2 separate regions of the Homo sapiens genome follow, and region 1 is linked to region 2. A link is an interaction called in ENCODE POLR2A ChIA-PET data of the cell type or tissue named here. Cell type or tissue: IMR-90. All regions are shown on one strand. Region 1 overlaps STXBP3 (syntaxin binding protein 3). Region 2 overlaps CSF1 (colony stimulating factor 1).

The links. Peaks named below come from ENCODE experiments on the same cell type or tissue, not always from the same donor. Only the 100,000 strongest peaks of a DNase experiment are listed, where the experiment ranks them.
Region 1: POLR2A ChIA-PET joins it to region 2 with 19 read pairs; 1 of 35 experiments calls an interaction of 5 or more read pairs at or near these places.

Annotation. Positions count from the first base shown.
Region 1 is chr1:108,799,830-108,802,329 of GRCh38, forward strand. STXBP3 (syntaxin binding protein 3) reads left to right here. Exons shown (of 19, transcript NM_007269.4): 17 at 391-476. Among named protein-coding and RNA genes, the nearest start is that of STXBP3, 54 kb to the left of the region's middle. In IMR-90, no CTCF peak of the experiment used is centred here; a DNase peak (open chromatin) is centred at 1,442; H3K27ac peaks cover 456 bases.
Region 2 is chr1:109,916,838-109,919,337 of GRCh38, forward strand. CSF1 (colony stimulating factor 1) reads left to right here. Exons shown (of 9, transcript NM_000757.6): 4 at 456-626. Among named protein-coding and RNA genes, the nearest start is that of CSF1, 7.2 kb to the left of the region's middle. In IMR-90, no CTCF peak of the experiment used is centred here; a DNase peak (open chromatin) is centred at 1,074; H3K27ac peaks cover 1,251 bases.

The DNA of each region.
Region 1 (2,500 bases), 1.1 Mb before region 2:
CCATTGAATTGTCTTGAGTACCCCTAGGCCATAGCAGTAGTAGCTATGAAGGGCAAAGCTTTAGAAGTGTGTCACGACTGGAATAATGATTAGAGACCCCCGGCACCATAGAACTAAAGGCTCTGATAAGGTGCCTGGAATCCTTATAACAGCATGGGGACCCTCCAAATGAAGAAAGGGAGTCATGCAGCAAATATTGGTGTAATAAGTAAATGATTTCACTGATTTTTGAAGGAAATAAGGTTTGTGAGTTTCAAAGAAAAGACTAATCTTATACTAAATATTTATGTCTAAGGTTCCTCAATTGCAAATGCAAGTTTTGACCTTTATGCCAAACAAAGTCCTGCAATTTACAATTTTATTGATGGAATTAACTCTTTCCTTCCTTAGGATGCTATTGATAATAGATTAGATTCAAAAGAATGGCCATATTGTTCCCAGTGTCCAGCAGTATGGAATGGTTCAGGAGCTGTAAGGTAAATTCTACAAGTGAAAATCAATGAAATTTTCATTCTACGGACTAATAATTTAAAATGGTACACAGATACTCATATTTGGCAACTTTCTTTCAAGTATATAATCCTGTATTTTTTCTTTAACTGTAACTTGTTTTAAATGAATCCAGATAAGCAATATGAAAATGTACTTTATTATAAAAAATATTTTCATGAAACAAGAAGTATTTCCTTCCCCACCTCCTCTTCCTTCACATAGCAGAGACCTTAATCCTTTTTGATAATTATTTTTGTGTTGAGGTACTTTAAACATTTAAAAAGATACAGAGAATGTTACAATGCATACCCTTATGCCCAGTGCCCAGCTTATTAACTAAATCATTATAATTCAAGCTTCCTGTATATCACACTATGGTTTTATTATTTTCCCTTATTTTCTGTCCTGAATTTGGTGTTTATTGCCTGTATGTCTTTATACTTTTTCTACATATGTTTGTATCCTAAACAGTGTCTTGAGTTATATCTTGCAGGATTTCCTCTTGATCTTTGGCTTTCAGCCTTTAACTGTGTTGTGTCTAGGTATAGTTCTCTTTGTGTTTATTCTACCTGAGGATTGTTGAGTTTCTTAAATCTGCAAGTTAATAATTTTCATCAAATTTGGGAAGTTTTCAGGCATTATTTTTTTCAAATATTTTTCTGCTCCTTTCTCTCTCCTTCCTTTCTTTCTGAAACTCCTGTTACACATAAGTTGGAGGGTTTGACATTGTCCTGTGAGTTACTGAGGCTCTTTTCTTTCATCTTTTTAAAATTTGTTATTGTACTTTCACATGTAGAATTTCCATTTGATTTTTTTAAATTTCCATTTCTGACTGTTGAGATTCCCTGTTGTTAACTTGTTACCATATTTTTCTTTTTAATTCTTTTGATCATATTTATAATTGCTTGGAAGTCCCTAACATCTGAGTCTACTCAGGGTTAATTCCTACTGAATGTTTTTTTTTCCCCCAAGTATGAGTCACACATTCCTGTTTCTTTGTATATCTACTAATTTTTGGTTGAAAATTGGACCTTTTAGATAATGTATTATAGCAACTCCAAATTGTTTTAGTAATTTGTGTGGACTTTGAACTATGGAATCTTTCTCTCTTGCTCTCTTGTAGCCACTGATGTCCTTGTTGAGTTTTTAAAATTTTTTAATTTTTTATCTTAGCTTCTAGTGGTTGCCCCTATGTCTGTGTAGTTTAGAGGTCAGTCAGTTATCTGTTCAGACACTTCAAGCCTGTATGGCTTCCATCCTCTACTGATCAAGCTGAGTGTGGGTTAGGGGTTGCATTCCAAAATAGGCAGTTCTTAAGTCTCCCTCCTTTTTTTAATTTTTTTTTTTTTTTTAAATAGAGGCAAGGCCTCTCTCTGTTGCCCACACTGGAGTGCAGGAGTGCAGTGGCATGATCGTAGCTTACTATAAACTCAAACGCATGGGCTCAGGTGAGCCTCCCACCTCAGCCTCCCAGGTAGCTAAGGTTCCAGGTATATGCCACCACACCCAGCTAATTTTTAAATGTCTTGTAGAGACAGGGTCTCACTATGTTGCCCAGGCTGGTCTTGAACTCCTGGGCTCAAGCGATCTTCCTGCCTCAGCCTCCCAAAGCACTGGGATTATAGATGTGAGACACTGCAGCCAGCCCTTTTTTCCCTCATTTTTTTTCCTGGACTTTCTCAGGTTTTCCCCACACATGCATAGTTTAGCAGTCAACTAATGATGTGTAGAGAGCTTATCTTTTCTTTCTTTGGCTTCTTTACTTCTGGGATTTCCTTATTAAATTTCTACCTGGCCGGGTGCGGTGGCTCATGCCTGTAATCCCAGCACTTTGGGAGGCCGAGGCGGGCAGATCACTTGAGGTCAGGAGTTCGAGACCAGCCTGATCAACATAGTGAAACCCCATCTCTACTAAAAATACAAAAATTAGCCGGGCATGGTGGCACACTCCTGTAATCCCAGCTATTCAGGAGGCTGAGGCAGGAGAATCGCTTGAACCTGGGAGGTG
Region 2 (2,500 bases):
TCTCTTTAGGGAGACAAAACACAGAGGTTATTCTTTGGACCATGAGATAGTCTTCAGCACCCCTATGTCCTGGAGGATTTGAAGGGGCCATATGGTAAAAGATATTTGTGAAAGCAAGACAAGAGGAAGACAGAAAGAAAGGCAGGGGAAGGTTCCCTGGAGCCCACCTTCCCTATATACATCCATCGTGATTAAAGCCTCATATTCCAGAAACCCAGAGAACTCTCTAATCAGAATCCACATTTCCTTCACTCTAGCCCAGTCTCCAGTGGCGCTAGATCCCAAAGAGAGAGAAAGACAGGCAAGCTGAGGGCGGCATTCTCCTAGTTGCTGGCATGGTGTGGTCCCTCCCCTGGGGGAAGGGGGAGAGCAAGCTGCAACCCTCCATCTGCCTGGGGTTGGGGGTTCCCAGGCCACAATGGCCAGGCCATAAGCTCCAGGTTCCTGTTTTTCAGAAAGATCCAGTGTGCTACCTTAAGAAGGCATTTCTCCTGGTACAAGACATAATGGAGGACACCATGCGCTTCAGAGATAACACCCCCAATGCCATCGCCATTGTGCAGCTGCAGGAACTCTCTTTGAGGCTGAAGAGCTGCTTCACCAAGGATTATGAAGAGCATGACAAGGTAGGAAGCCCTGAGGCCTGGAGCACTGAGTGAGGGCAGAGGGTGGCTGTGGAGGCGCCGCTCTATCCACAGGCACAGAGTACATTCGCTCACCTCGCCTCACGCCATTGCTTGCTCACTCTCATTTATTTGTCATCCCACCAACCTTTACCAGGCAGGAGGCAGGAGGGATCATGCTGGGCCCTGACAATGTCATCATGAGCAACAAATACATGGTCCCACCCCATGCAGCTTATAGTCAAGTGAGCTTGGCAGCTGTTAAACAAACCATGACACCAGTAAATAGAATTACAAACTATAAGGACTGTTCATTCCAACAGCAAGCAGTTATTGTGTGTCTGTTGTGTACCAGACACTGTTCTAGACACCAGGAAACAGCTGTGATGAAAACAGACAAAAATCCCCACATTCCTGGAACTTACATTTGGGGGTGACGGTAGTGGTGGTGAGACAGTTAACAAAATATGTAAGTAAAATATACAACATGTAGCATGGCAATAACAGCACTGGAGAAGAGTAAACCAGGGATGAGACGACCCGAAGGAAGTGGAGGAGTGAGCTGGGAACAAGAACCTGAAGGGCTCAAGGAGAGCAACAGGGAACTCAGACTTCCATGGAGTTGGGGAAGCAGAGACAAGAAAGGCTTCTGAGTAAGCAAATATTGATTTGAGCTCCAAAGATGAGTAAGAATTGAAAGCAGTAAGGCTAGAAGAACATTCTGGAACAGGAAAAGCTATGCACAAAGCCCTAAGGTAAACAAACAGGAAAGTGCACATTCAGGGACCCAAAGGGTTATCAGCATGGCCAGAGCATGGGAAGTGAAGGAGGGGGAGGAGAGAAGTCAGGAGCCAGATCACATGTGGTTTTAGAGATGTGGGATTTTGTCTTAAGGGTGAGGGAAGCTGTTGTGAACAGGCATGTGGCTTAATCTCAGGTTATAAGACTGACCTGGTTGCTATGTGGAGGATAGACCACAGGGGGCAGGAATGGAGGCTGGGAGACCAGCAGAAGGTGTGAGTCCAGGCTAGACACATTGGCGGCTTGGACCAAGGTGGGACAGTGAAGGTGGAGGCAAGTGGACTGGACATGTTCCCGTGGGTTTAGGGGCAGAATCAACAAGACTTGGTACGTGCAGTGGATGTGAGAAGCTGAGGGAAAGAAAAAGCCAAGGATGGTTTTTGTCTTGAGCACCTGGATATTCCAATGATGCTGAAACGGGGATGATCCATGGGCAGAGCAGGTTTGAGGGAAGACAGTTCAGTCTGGGGCACAGCAGACGTGAGGTGCTCATGAAATGGTGAGTGGAGACGTTGAGGAGGCAGCTAGGTGTGCGGGTCTTGAGTGTGACCAGCAATGCACAGATCTATGAGGCATGGGGGTTCGGCTTATCTGTGAAGCCATGGGACTGGACAGCACTGCCACTGTGAGAAGAGAAGCAGGCCCAGGAACCCAGCATTTGGAGGGCAAGCAGAGGATGGGGGACCTGGCAAGGGGCAGCCTGAAGGTGGGAGGAAAAGAGGGAGAGTGCAGAGTCGAGGCACTGCATTCCAAGATGGATAAGGGATGGAGATTCATAAAAAAGCGTTGAGAAATCAAGCAAGGTGAGGGCTAAAATTGTCCATTGGATTTGGCAACGTGTCACACATGCTGGATCAGGGTGAACAGAAAGAGAGGAAGTAGAGACACCACTGTGGAAGAACTTGGATCCGAATGGGGGCAGGAAAAGAGATGTAGCTGGAGGGAGTGTGTAATTGAGGGAGGACTTTTTGTTCTGTTTTTGTTGTCGTTGTTTTGAGACAGGGTCTCATTCTGTCACCCAAGCTGAAGTTCAGCGGCGCAATCACGACTCACTGCAGCCCAACCTCCCAGGCTCA